Linked DNA regions of Homo sapiens: regions 2 and 3 are each linked to region 1. Evidence: chromatin contacts called from ENCODE Hi-C or POLR2A ChIA-PET data. All regions are on one chromosome and are shown on one strand. The core of a region is the stretch at or near the end of the contact, and the rest is flanking DNA. Distances in the headings are between cores, read along the strand shown.

What was found. Hi-C counts contacts between places; a loop is a spot of excess contacts on that map. ChIA-PET counts read pairs that join two places held with the same protein, here RNA polymerase II (POLR2A). Pooled maps may share reads with other maps.
Region 2: a pooled map shows a loop between it and region 1 (2.0-fold over the local background). The contact joins two enhancer-like sites. A Hi-C loop is called at or near these places in 2 of 50 pooled maps. POLR2A ChIA-PET finds 5 or more read pairs at or near these places in 3 of 52 experiments (GM12878, HEK293 and activated T-cell).
Region 3: a loop to region 1 is called in a pooled map, with 2.0 times the contacts of the local background. The contact joins two enhancer-like sites. A Hi-C loop is called at or near these places in 2 of 37 single-sample maps with no recorded cell type and 3 of 50 pooled maps. POLR2A ChIA-PET finds 5 or more read pairs at or near these places in 1 of 52 experiments (OCI-LY7).

What each region holds. Positions count from the first base shown.
Region 1 is chr11:100,630,410-100,635,054 of GRCh38, forward strand. No RefSeq gene overlaps it. Among named protein-coding and RNA genes, the nearest start is that of ARHGAP42, 55 kb to the right of the region's middle. Within about 2 kb of position 2,807, at least 17 of the 41 ENCODE cell types and tissues checked have a DNase peak (open chromatin) inside an H3K27ac peak, as active enhancers do.
Region 2 is chr11:100,787,816-100,792,399 of GRCh38, forward strand. The region is part of intron 2 of ARHGAP42 (Rho GTPase activating protein 42); the gene reads left to right. Among named protein-coding and RNA genes, the nearest start is that of ARHGAP42-AS1, 100 kb to the left of the region's middle. Within about 2 kb of position 1,841, at least 5 of the 41 ENCODE cell types and tissues checked have a DNase peak (open chromatin) inside an H3K27ac peak, as active enhancers do.
Region 3 is chr11:100,826,731-100,831,694 of GRCh38, forward strand. All of the region lies in intron 3 of ARHGAP42 (Rho GTPase activating protein 42), which reads left to right. Among named protein-coding and RNA genes, the nearest start is that of SNORD13I, 110 kb to the right of the region's middle. RefSeq lists enhancers at 862-1,587, 1,588-2,313, 2,314-3,037. Within about 2 kb of position 3,706, at least 5 of the 41 ENCODE cell types and tissues checked have a DNase peak (open chromatin) inside an H3K27ac peak, as active enhancers do.

The DNA.
Region 1 (4,645 bases), core at 1,557-4,056:
ATGCAATCTAGACAATCTACCTTGTCATATATGAATTCCTATAATATTTTTCAAAAGTAGGGTGATATTATCATGACAATAAAGTATAAATTCATTTAAAAGAATTACTGATACCACAGTATCTTTGTGTTTATTATGCAATTTTTAAATCAAAATGCTAAAAGTGCAACTGTTTTCTGGAGAATCCATGAAATGTTCTGACATGAGAAGGAAGGTTATAAAATAATGAAATTAAAGGTGTTACAATTTTCTTCTTTTCACTTGTCTTCATTTTCTAATTTTTCTAAAATAAGCATATGATACTATTATAATAAGGAAAAAATGTTTTACTCAAAAAATTTGGAAGCCATTACAATAGGTATCAGGACTCAGGTAATTAAATAGGGTAGGTGCAGGGATATTTGGTTTGAAGGTGTTCCAAGCAGATGACCCAGCCCAGAAAACAAATCACCAAGATTTGGGGAATAGGCAAATTTGAGAGAAATTTTTAAGGGAAGGGAAAACTTAGCAAGTGGAAAACTGAGAAGAGAAAGTGTTCAGTAGTTTAAATAGCAGGAATCAGGGCGCAGAGGCAAGGTTCTGCCTGGTAGGCCAAAGGTTCACTGTGTCAGTTGGCAGCACCCACATGTTCTGTAGGTAGTTAAAGACACACTGGTTAGGAATGTCCAGGTTCAGCAGAGCCATGAATGCGCAACACACATAGCATTTAGGGAATGGAGGGCTACTACAGATGTTTTGATCCAGACAGTGACATGTACAAATGAGAAGGTCAGTGGGATAATAAACAACAAGAGAAAAAGAGAGAGCAGCTGTAGCCAGGCTTCTGTTTCTCATGTGAGAGATAAAGCAGACAATAACCCACACAACTAGACTGTTTCCATGAGGAACTTACAGGAAATTCCCAGTCACCTGTGGATTAAATGATAAAGCCTCTTGATCTGCTTAAGGACATTCAGTAACTTGCCCGCCACACTCTCTCTTCCCCTCAAATCCCCAGTGCTCCTCTCTCTACTCATCTTAGGCATGAAATTAAGGTCTCCTTGCTGTCCCCTAGGACTCCAGGACCCTCCCCTTTCTGAAATGCCACTGCAGGCGTTTTCACCCCTCTAGTGCAGTGCAATTCCAAGAGCTCGCTGAGGAATGGGGCAGGCTGTCTGTGGAGCAGAAGACAGGAAGGTGTTCTAGGCAGGTGGTCCAGGCTGGAAAACAGATCAGAAGAGGGAGAAAATAGTACTATGTCTCAGACAATGAACTCAGCAGATACTCTGAAGAGAGCCAACTTTTCATGAGGGGTGAGTAGGAAGATGGCAGGCATAAGATGGATCATTTAAAAGTGGCACTTGCCATCAAACTAGCAAATAGCCAAGTTAGCTGATATGAATTTCACCTCACCTCCTTTTTTATCTTTTTCTTTTATTCATTCTTGCATTCAATGTACATTTATTGAATATTTAATGTCACCCCAGAACACAAGCCCCTTGCTAGCCATAGGAAACTGCTAAAATTTGAGCACTGCCTGGAAATCGTGCTTCTGTATAACTTTATTTGTTAATGTATATTCCTTTCTTTATAACGGCAGCCTTAACAAATCACAAATATATTTGTGAAATTCTCCCATATATACCAAAAGATTGCACCTCTGTTGAGATGCATAAGGGGCATAATGATCATTAAAAAATAAAATGGGTCTCAAACAGATTGACCACATATGAGCGATAAAAGTAGGAAGTGAACAAGTCTGAATCCCCATTCACATCCCATTTTATGTATGAAGTAAATACTTATGAAGTGCATAGCCTGCAAGATAAAACATGGGAAATTTTCTACAAGAGGAAATTGGATGTCTTGATGAGCCTTAAAGGATTTAAGGTATAGTCAAAAAAGAGGAGCAAAGCTCTGGATTCTATACTTCCTTGTGAAAAAGAGCAAATCTTTTGTTTAAGTGCCTTGCACATAATAGGTCTTCAGATATTTGTGAAGTGAACCAAACAAGCCAGATACCGAAAGCATTTCATTACATAAGTTCCAAAGAACTCAGGTACAACCAAAGGAATGGAGGAAGAAGAACTCTAAAGTGACTAAGATTAAGTTTTTGCTATTGGAGAGAATGGAGCTTGCAATGAATAAATGAAGTTGTATTTCTTTGCCCCCTGACATTTGGGACTGAGATTCACATCTGCTACTATACTTTCACATATATTATTTCATTTGCTCTTTATAGTAACCCTGTGAGAAAAGTATAGTGGACGTTATTATTATCACTATTTTACAGAGGAAAAAACTGAAGTCCAAAGAGTTTAGGACAAGGATTCAAATCCAGAATTTTTGCCCACTTTTTCTTCTAGCTAGCACATAATTTTGTCCTGCTCTGGTCAACTACTTCCTCCAAGAGCCTAACCTTCAGGGCACGGTGTTTTCTTGAGAATGTATGATTTTCTCTCCCAAGCCTCATCCAAGTTCTCAGTTTTGCCCTTTGGATCTCTGGAAAAAGATGGAGTTTTGTTTTGTTTTGTTTTGCTTTATTTTGGCTTGGTTCCAAAGGTTTCTCTGTCATAAACATTGGAAGGCTTGGCGATGAGCTATTTTGGAACTTCAGTGTCATAGTCCAAAGGAAAGGCAGAAAGCACTAGGGAAGTGAAGGCTGGAAAAGCAATAAACCTAATTACAGAGTACAAAGAGACATGGTGAACTTGTCCTTGATTCTATCTACTGTCCATATCCGTGAGGACTCATTCCAGGGAGGAGACTGCAGCAGCAGGCGAGGTAGTGAGACCAATTGAAGTCACATGGCTGCAGCATGAGAGTTTCAGAGATCAGTCTGTTGGAAGCAGGACTCCAGCCAGAACCAGCAGTTGGAAATACACACATTAGAGTCTAGCTATGAAAGACGGAGAATTTCTCTGAGCTTGGCATTCTGCCAGGGCCCCGGATAAGTGTGTTGATATTTAGGGCAGTGTTGCATTCCAACCAGGGACAAATGTACCCAGTAGAAAACAAAGTAGCCTGGGCCACATCCACTTAGTGGGCACCTGGGGCTGACTGTCACCTCAAGAACATGTGACACTGGTCCTTGAACAGCAGAATTTAAGTTCCAACATAAGAAGAATGGCCAAATCACACCGGAAAAAAGAAACACAGAGAAACAATATTGAGAGGACGGGGCTCAGAAATGGGGAGAGGAGGAGCCAAGTGCTTGTTTTTAGTAACAGAAAATAATTAGATATTGTCAAAGAGTGATCAAGAATTCGAAATAAAAATACTTAGAAATACAAAGATGAATACCAGAAGGAAACAGAACAAAAATTAGTTACCTCTAGAGAGTGAAACTAGAAGATGTTTGCAGGGAGGCTGCTAGTTTTATTATATGCCTTATAGTACTATATTTTAATTGTGGCCAAATATACACAACATAGAATTTACCATTTTAAGTACGATTCAGTGGTGTGAAATACATTCATATTCCTATGCAATCATCACCACTATCTGTTTCCAGAACTTTTTCATCAAACTAAACAGAAGCTCTATACTGCACCCATTAAATAACTCTCCACACCTGCCTTTCCCCAGTTCTTGGTAACGTCTATTTACTTCTGTCTCTGTGAATTTGCCTATTCTAGGCACCTCATGTAAGTGGAATTATACAGTATTTGTCCCTTTGTGTTTGGTTTCTTTCTCTTAGCATAATGTTTTCGGGGATCATCCATATTGTAGTATACATCAGAATTTCATGCCTTTTATGGCTGAATAACATTCCATTGAATGTATACATTTTGTTTATTCATCTGTTGATACACATTTGGGTTATTTCCAGCTTTTAGCTACTGTGAATAATGCTATGAACACTGGTGCCTAAGTATTTGTTTGAATTCCTACATTCACTTTTTTCTTTAACATATCTCCAAGCATTATTTTATGTAAATTTGTTTCAAACAACAGTTAAGAATTGAAAAAAGAAAAGATAGGAGGGATGAAGGAATGAAAGAACAATGGACAAAGGAATGAAAGAACAATGAACAAAGGATGAAATGAGTGGGCTGAACCTGTAAGTGAAGGATCCAGATTATTTAGTCAAAATGCCACGGTGTGTTGGGGACAGGAGACAGTGGCAACCCATACTCCTCCCAGCCACACTCCCTTAACTCCACCCAATGCAAGAGTGGATGGAGACTCCAAGACCCAAAAGTGAGATAAGCACTCTGGGTTCTGAATCTACATACTAGCTGTGGGAATATAGGCAAATTACTTAACCTCTGTCATACTCAGTTTCCTTAGCTGGTAAAATGTTTAAATATCCTCCTCTATTTTTATTTCTGCCAAGCCTGCTAACAGCTCTTTCTGAGATTTCTTACATTTAATATTAATAAGTGTTAAGAAACGGTATGCCTATATTATGTCTACATTTTAGAGATAAAGAGATGAATAAATATGGTCCATGCTCTCATGAGGCTTACACTCTCAGAGAAAGATGGTCTTGGGTACAGGCAAGTGCAAGAAATTGTGTGCTGGCACCAGTGGCCACATCACTCAAGGATGGTCAAATCTACTCAGAACTAACGTGTTACATTGAACATCAGGTTGCTTCATCCTCGTGTGTGTTCTGATCGGCTAATGCCTATGCTGTACTAGTTGTTGTATTTACTATTTT
Region 2 (4,584 bases), core at 591-3,090, 160 kb after region 1:
CATAAAGAAATCCCTCAATGGTAAGCCAATGGATTCCAAAGTAGGAATTCTTTACATGTGCCTTGTGAAGAGTCTGGATTGGTGTTTGATTGCTGGAAGGACCAAATTCATCATAGGTGCTTGTAATATAGACAAGATAGATAAGTGCTGAGGCAGAGATGCCCCTAACCCTATGCAGAGTATCTTCTCAACTTGATAAAAGTCTAGTTTTATTATCATTTTCTTTTGTGGACTGTGCATTTCTTATTTCCTAATACTTAATTAGGAACTATGCTATGATATTAAACAACTTTGTAATTACTCAAATAATGTCTAGTAAGCTCCTCCAACTTGGTATGTCTCATATTTGCCTAAACTTAACTCATCTGATTGCATGGCTTCATTGGGATTCCTTGGCGATAGGATATAATTAAATAATTTAAATGCAAGATTTCAGAGCGTGTTCTCAAGATGACTCTGTTTTTGATTTGTGTTTGGCAATTAAAAAGCAAAATCTGACCACAAGGAGGACATTGTGGAGAACCAGACTTAGATACCTCAATGATAACTAAATTTCCATGTGTTTTTCATGTGAGCCTTTAGATTACAAGGGGCTGTGAAGTATCAGAAGGATGTATGCCTCCAAGTACTAGGTCGTATTTACAGTGACATGCCAGTATTCGTCAGTAGGGCTGTGACTTTTTTTTCTGTTGATTTATTTAATAGGAAGCAATTTATTGACTTTGCAAGTGAGCATCCGTGGAGCTTGAAGCCAGAAATGGAGTGGAAAAATCTTATTTGATGTTGTGGCTCCTAGAAAATAATAACTAGAATTTGTGGTTGCAGATAAAACCAATATTGCAGAGTGGATGGCCTATCAGTGAGGGTATTAATTGCTACCAAAGACACCAAGTATCTGGTGGGAGAGTTGGTGTCACTTTTAATAAAACTCACCCTGTTTTGCTGACATGGTATTTATTGTTTAGGTATACCACAAACTGATTGTGCTTCTTATTTTGGTTATGGATTAAATTGTTCTTAAAATTTACCATTGGATACAGCAGTCAGTATGCTACCTTTGATTTTTTAAGTGTTCAAAAAATTAAGACTCTCTCAGTGGAAGTTCCAAGCATAAACTACTGATGTGATGGTCCTTAGATTATTGCATGCTTTTGTAGTATAATGCTGGGTATCACTTGGCTATGTATGTTTATCCTGCTCTTATTTTTCTTGGTGTGGCCAGGTCTAGAAGCATATGACCAAGTCATCTGCTCTGGCTTATATCCGATTTAAGTGGTAATGTTTTACTACTTGTTTCCTACTCTGTATGAAATGTCAGTTAAGAAGGATACTAAGAAAGGGCTTTACAGAGCCTACACTGTCATCCAAATGGAAAAGTAAGGTTATTGTTGGGGCATCATCTGGACTTATAAAATGTAATTGCATTGGTTCAATCTGGCTTTTATAGACTTCTATAGATTTTTAAGTTTTCCTAGAGATATAACAACATCTAAATTCTTACTGCTGACGCAGTTCTCCATTGTAGCATATCTGAGGGTGTTATGCCAAGTGTCAGGTTCCAGCCTAAGCTGAGGACCGAGGGGAGTGGGTGGATGAGTGGCAGGTAGCTGGAAAAAATGCTTGCAAGATCGTAGACAGTTTTGATATGGCTTTACTCTCTCTCTGGGCATGAGTGAGCTGTGGGTGCAAGCAAGCCATGGGTGCAGTCAAGCCATGGGCATGAGTCTTGGCGTGAGCATTAGCAGGGTAATTATACCTTTTACAGACAGTAGTGGCTCCAAACCAAGCATGTGCTCACGTGAGTGATCACCTAATGCGTCTTGCATGGTTACATAACGTACAGAGTTGTGTGCCTGTGCTCCAAATCTGCTGAGTCATGCTGCACTGGAAGGCCGCCTTGGCCTATTCCTGACTAAAGTGCAGCCATCTCCCTTACAGAAGGTCATAAGGGATTTGGGCAGTCTAATAAAGTGATATAGCATGCTGTTGACATTATTGTATATGTCACTGAATTTATGATCTGTACTTTTTTTGGGGTGTGTGTTTTACGTTATTTAAGTTTAAGGAAAGACTTCTGGAAGAAATTTTTAACACAGCATTGTCTGATTATGATATAAATGTTAATTGGATGCAAGAGAGACATGCTTTCCCAATTCTCATCGTAGTTTTAAAATATGTAAAGCCCAAACTGATCAATTGTTGAAACATTTGATGGTATATTACCTAGTATTTAAGATAGTGGAGTTATGTCAACAATGAACACAGCAATTTTTAACATTTTCTCTCATTCTACTTTTAGACATTAAACAGGTCTTCCAGGCAAAAATAGTAGTGTGAATTTAAGCGTGCTAAAAAGATTAATCTACAAAATAGGTATTTTAGACAGTTTAGGAATGTTTCAGAATTTATGATATTGGCAAATATAGAAGCTGTCATCATACTTCCTCACTGTCTAGGTATGATTCAACTATTATGTTTGTGAACGTTTATACTCTCAGCACCTGTCATAAATAGACTTCAGTAATAGTTTTTTTTTTTGTTCTGAAAGTGTTTTTCCAATATTATGTTGTAGAGATAAAAGGAAACCAATGGTAATGTTCTTAAACTCAATAATTTGTTAGAAAGTTAAAATTTATATATGAAACTATATTTTGATTGTTCTTTAGTAATCTCATGCTCCAGTTGGACAGGAAGGGAGAGAGATTACTACTGAATATAGTCAGGAAAGTTTCATGCAGGTGGCAGGAATTTAGATAGCTAACATAATTTCCCAAAGTGTCCGGCCTATCTTTTCATAATATTTCATGAATCCTAGAATAAGAGTTGGTATGTTTCTCCTTGTAGAGCAAATAGATTGTGGAAATGTATTGTTAAACTCCCAAATGCATTCAATGGTCATCTATTTTCAGTCTACTGTGTATTAAGTATTGGTTTTGGAATATATCTCTGACTAAACCAAGTTCTTGTCATAAAAAATATTGTTATGGTTAAAATCTGTAATTTTAGGACCAGCTGTTGTGTTACATGTTAGTCTGGATCCCCAAAACCAGATAATAAAGTAGTTGTTATTCATGTAAATAATAATATTGATAAATAAAATACGAGGTATTACAAATTATTGCTGATAATTGAGTATTAGAAATGTGCATGTAACTTCCAGATTTTGCTTAAGGAAAGTCTGAGAATAAGTGGCTCAAACATTCACACAAACTCAATAACTATTCTGTATAAAGCACAGTGATGGGTGCTGGGGGTAGTTATTTTGTGTATGCTTTTTGTCCAAAGTCTGGTGTAGAATAGACTCCACAGTTTTCATGGTCTCTTAGGGCATTTTTGGGTCCTGTGTACCAGAAGTTCTAACCCTGGCCTCTCATGTCTAGGGAGCTGCTGGGGCACACTAGGCAGTTTGGATCTGCCTGGCTTGTGTCAGAGGTTTCTGTTAGACTTTGTGGATGGGCCAGGCAGGGAAGTGACTGGAGATCCCCATCAGCCTGTTCTCTTAAAATGCAATTTACATGATAATACCTTACATTCTTGTACCTGCTCTATGGTATTGTAAATTCCTGTTTAAGAAAGCACAGAAAGATCTGTGTTATGTTAAGCCTAGAAAACTATTAACACAATACTTTGATATTATTATAAATGAAAGGATTTAGAGGAAAATTTCAGATATGGGCTTAAAAAGTTAGGCCACTGTTACTAACTCATAAAATGAATATTTAATGTCCTCAACTTTTTTTTTTAATAGAACAAATGACAAACATGAGTGTCTTCATTGTACCAAGAAATATGTCCTTTTCTGGAACTGAGACTACAAAATTTAAAGACACCCAGTCGTAATTTTTTGAAGTCCTTTCCCTGAAAAATCAACAAAAAAAAAAAGAGGGAAGAAAATTTGTTGTCAGATTGGGGCCAGTCTCAGAAAACTCCTGGAGGGAGAGGAGTTTTTGTTGTGGAGAACCAGACATGCAATTGCTTTTGCATGTTAAAATTTTTCTTCTCAGACATTGCCATTATAATCAACTATTATCTTACTAAATCTATAAATAGTGTTCATATGGGAAACAGACCAGAAAACCATTCAAGTAAAATAGAAAACAGTATCATAAATTTTTAAACAAAAAAGTAGAATAGCAAAATGAGAGCTTGTTTTCTTACTTGTAACCAAAATCTGATTTAAGACAACTTCACGATTTGCTCTTGAGGTAGGAGGTACCTTAGGGGAAGCCTGTGGACTTCAGCTGTTCTCAGAGGCAATACCCAGGAGCCAGTGAAATACACCCTGAGGCTGTATGAGCCAGTGATCATTTCCTGGCTTGACCAAATGGGAAGTTCTAGTGTGCTCCTGCCAATCTAATATTGTTATATTTTCATTTATTCCAAAATAGCTGTTGACAGGCTTCTATGTACTAGGTATTTATTTAGCCCTTTGGGAAATTTAATAAATAAAGGATCTATGTCCTCCTAGCATTTAGACTAGTATGAAAATAAAGCATTTGTAGCATGTTTTATTCTTCATTATATGTTGAAAAAGTTATAGATTTTGTTAGGATTAATGAAAACTAGCAATCTCCTATCTTGCCA
Region 3 (4,964 bases), core at 2,456-4,955, 200 kb after region 1:
CACCCTCCCTAAGAAATCCTTCCTGCTCATGTCACCCCTGTCTCTCTGGGGTATGTAATTCTTTCTGCTGCTCAGCTGGGAAAAATATTTTGCCGTTGGTTTTCTATACAGAAGGGAGTTACCAGATCAAGCTAGAGATTTTCAAAGGATATTTGCAAAAGTTAATTACACAATTCTTTAACATGGATTTTAAAAAAAGAGGAGGGTGGCAACGGGGAAAGAATTTTGTGAGAAGGGTTTTTTGGGTGAATTTTGTTGTGAGCCTTACATCCTTTTTTTTTTTTTTTTTTTTTTTTGAGACTGAGTCTCATTGCCCAGGCTAGACTGCAGTGGCGTTACCGCAGCTCACTGCAACTTCCGCCTCCTAGAATCAAGTGATTCTTCTGCCTCGGCCTCCCGAGTAGCTGGGATTACATGGGCTGCCACCACGCCCAACTAATTTTTGTATTTTTAGTAGAGATGGGGTTTCACAATGTTGGCCAGGCTGGTCTCAAACTCCTGACCTCAAGTGATTCACCCATCTTAGCCTCTCAAAATGCTGGGATTACAGGCATGAGCCACAACGTCCGGCCAAGCCTTACATCTTTACATAGAGTGATGGGACCTTCAATGGAATCACTTGGAAAACACCATGTGATTTTCCCCTAGTTGTGGGGTCATGGTAGTCTGGTATGCAACTCATACTTTGTGAAGCTGATGTGGCCTGTGGCATGTGGAAAAGACAGCACAACTTGCAGCAGGTGGCTGCATTCCTAACCCAAAGGTGCATGGATCCCAAGGGCCTGTTGGTGAACCCACAGTGGAAATGTTTACCTGGGGTCATTTTCTACAAGGGTAATGCCAGTAGGATGGGAAACCTCATCAGTATGAGGCTGTGGGGAATACCATGGGGTATAGAAGCTGAGGGGTAAGGTGTGGCTGGCCACAGGAGAGGCACTGCCCACATTGGCAAAGTCATAGTTGTGGAGGCCTACTAAGGAAGTAAGTCTCAAATAACCTGTGAAAATAATATTCACAAGAGAGAGCTGGCTCTAGCCCATCTCCTTGGCCAGAGAAAAGGAATCTTTAAGTATCAAGCAAGAACTTTCCTTCACTATGCCCCACAGTGATCTTGGAAGTGGTTAGTAATAGAAAAGGAGATGTGTGGAAGAGAAAAAGTCAACTAGAATCTACCCTTTACAAAACATAGGTTCTCTCCTTCACCACATGGGAGTGGGGGTAAGAGATTTAGAGGCTTTTTATTTCCTAAGTGTTCAGAAAAGCCACAGGGTCTGCCCACAGTCTCATCCCTGAGAGCAGGTGAAGGACTGCTGCCTATCACTGAGCAGGTGAAAAATGGGAAGTAAAAGTCATGGCTCTTAACATTCCAGGGGTCCTGCTGTTGAGAATGCCTTGCTTTGTTTGACACTATCAGTCCTCCAAGTGGTCTCACTTGCCGCTAAGTGCTGATTTGTAGTCAGTGGCAAAGCATGAGGGTAATACTTTTCTTCCTTTTGTGTTACACCCTTTAGAAGGATTTTCCCCAGTTTAAAAAAAAAAATCCTTAGTGTTTTGCAAAGTTCAGGGGAAGAACTCTTGTGGTTTTGCTTAGAGCTTTCTTTATTTCAAGCCCTCAGAGCTGATCCAGGGACAGATTTGACAAATTGCTGCTATACATGCTGTGCTCACCCCTGTTCTCTGATGACTGAGCTTGTTTGTTCAAGGAAACTACCTCATTGTCTCTGACTAGGCTTCTGTGAAATAGTAATGCAGTTCACCAGATATGCTCAAATATGTGTGGACCCCTGGTGGTGGTTTCAACCTGAGCAAGGTATGAGGAACCATTATAAATAGGCATGCATCAGGGTATCAGAGCTGCCTAGACAGACCTGCAGAACTCTCAGATTCAACATACATGACTTTAAGGGGGAAAGGGCCTACCTACTATTAATTGTTGAAAGATACTGCTTTTCTGTTTGTCTTTTTTTTTTTTTTGGAGACAGGGTCTTGCTCTCTCACCCAGGCTGGAGTGCAGTGGCATGATCCTAGCTCGCTGCAGCCTCAAACACCTGTGCTCAAGTGATCCTCCCGCCTTGGCCTCCCAAAGTGCTGTGATTACAGGCGGAAGCCACCATGCTCGGCCTACCTTACCATTTTGTAGATGTGTAAAGTGAGGCCCAACAGTTGCCACATGCCCAGGATGCACAACTAGTGAATATTACAGCAAGCAAAGTAATTTTGCACGTTTGGCTGCAAGTAATACAAAACACAATAGTGGCTTAAATCATTAATGAGTTTATGGGCCTTATGCAAAGAGGAATCTGGAAATAGGCAGCCAAGGTGATGCCTCCAGGAGTGCAGGCTCCTTTGCTCTCCTTTCCTGCCATCCTTAGTCTGTGGCCCTTATCCTCATGCTTGTCACACCACAAGCATAGCTTTGTGGCAGTTGGCACTTTCTGGCATCAGGTTCATGTTTCAGGCAGGAAGAATGGTGGCTTGGGGAAAAAAAGCATGGTGGCTTCCGCCTGTAATCACAGCACTTTGGGAGGCCAAGGCGGGAGGATCACTTGAGCACAGGTGTTTGAGGCTGCAGCGAGCTAGGATCATGCCACTGCACTCCAGCCTGGGTGAGAGAGCAAGACCCTGTCTTCAAAAAAAAAAAAAAGACTTTCAAGACTTTCAAGAACCTCACCAGGTTAATTCTGCTATCACAGGACCAGTCATAGTTACAAACTGGGTTGGAGATGTATTTTAACTGGACACACTGGCAGCTCTAGTAGTGCTGACCAGGGCATGCAAAGAATCTTCTTAGCTTCAAAGGCATTACCCACTTTACTATGATACAGACAGCTCCTCCTCAGTGACTCCTCCTCTGCCCCCTAGGGTGGCCAGTGACTGCCATATTGTTCAGTGATAGAAATTACCCTTTTTCATATTGTGCATGCATATAATAAACTTCAATTTTGGCATTTTCCAATGGTTAATGATTCCTTTATCTGTTTACGGTTGTATGTTATTTTCCCCCTTGTTGTCTGATTGGTGATTATTATAAATTGTTTCTAAAATCTTCTAATTACCCAGGTATTCCTTGATTATAAATCACATGAGCAAAATCGGCTAGTTCTTTACTCTGAAGTTTATTTTTAACAAAATTCATCCATTCATTTAAGATGTTTACAATTACTTTGTGATGATAAGACTAAGTCCTAGAGTTCATACTTTTGCAGCATTAGCAAGGACAAAATTCTGATCAAAGCTACATACTTTGGATTCTCCAAAGGTGTGTTTGTATCTTTCAAATATGTGTTCTGTAGGACAGTAGAATAACAATAAAAGCAATATTAATAGGATGTTAGTAAGGGCTCAGAAGTTAAAATCTTCTTCCATGGTCAGATTACTTTGAAAACTCCTTGGTTTAGTAACTTTTATTTTTATACTAGAATATATCTCAATTTTCAATATTACACATGCGTGTGTCTCACCAGGAGGAATATATTTCCCAAGCTTGACGAGACTTATACTGAATGCTCTTTGGAAGACACTATCTGTGAGGCAGCAACAAATTGCCTCAGTAAGTAAAAATACCAATTTCATAGTAGCAGTTTGGAAAAGGATACCATGCTACTTAAGATTCATATTGGCAACCTGTGACTGTAATTTGAGTGGTTTGGTGGCTGCTGTAATATGGAGAGCACGCGCTTTCCTTCTTGTTCTTAGTGAGTTCTGCTGAGAACAGAATGATTGCTTCTGAGTGTAGACTGTGGAGCCGCAGCGTCAGCCTCGCCTGAGTGCTTGTTAGATATGCATGATGTCAGGCTTGCTGCGGACCTACTGAACAAGAAGCTGCAGTGTCACAAGATCCTCAGGTGTTTCTTGTGTGCATTAAAGTCTGAGAAGCCCTGATCTAGAAAATAACGTCTCAACTCATCTGTGATGCCAATATTCTTGTCAGATTGTTGCTGGGGTAGGATTTCAGCTTTTGGTGAACAGAGAATGAATCAATTATCTATTTGGTTTAGTGCCAACTATAATAATAATATCATAGAGTGAGCCGTCATCTGGCATTGTTGGGAGATGGAGTACAGGTGAACAATTTGTCAGCTCGGGCAAGGTCAATAGCCTGCTTTGAGAAACCTTGGTGGGCACCACGGTTACTATTTCAGAGCCAGAGAGAAGAAGGCAGAGGGCAACATTTTTCTTGGGATATAATTTTTCTTCCCTTCTTAAAATACCGTGAGTAATGTACGGGGTGAGGGAAAGATGGGAAGGGGTCAAAGTTGAAAAAAAAGTAAGATAATTTGACTCAATTTAATCAAGTATTTGCAAGTTATATTAGTTGAAATTTTCTGTGCTTGGATTTTTGGATTCATATCTGCTGTGCTGGAATCCTGTTTCCACTATGTTCTAATCACGTGAGCTTGGGCATATTACCAAAGTGCCTGGAGCCTGAATTTCCATGTGTGTGAACGGGGGCCAGTAACACCTACTCCAGCCAGCTGTTGTGATGATTATACAGAGGAGTGGACCTTGTAAAGGGTAGCTCAGTTTACTGTCATCAGTATCCTCATAAACATCATCATTAGGTTATTAAACAAGGTTTTCATTATACTGGGTATTTCTGAGTTCCTGAAGGGAACAAAACTGTTCAAGAGAATGAATAAAAGTAAAATTTTACTAAGAAAAACACGGAACTGACTTAAAAGGAGTCATCCACATCGTTAGGATATTATAACATTGTACTAAAAAAATTAGTTAATAGGGTGTTCTTTTTTGAGAGGAGTCAAGAAAATATCCGATGAAACACGTTTATGTTAGTGACTCACCAGTGTTCTGTAAGCACAGATGGCCTTTGTATAGGGAAGCTCACATTCCTGCCATCCAAGCTACTGCTACTGTAGAAGATTTTATTCTTAGTATTTTTGCTGCTCTTGCTGGGGGTTGCTTGTGGGGAATTCCTTGCCTCTGCCAGGGCATGGTGGTCTGTA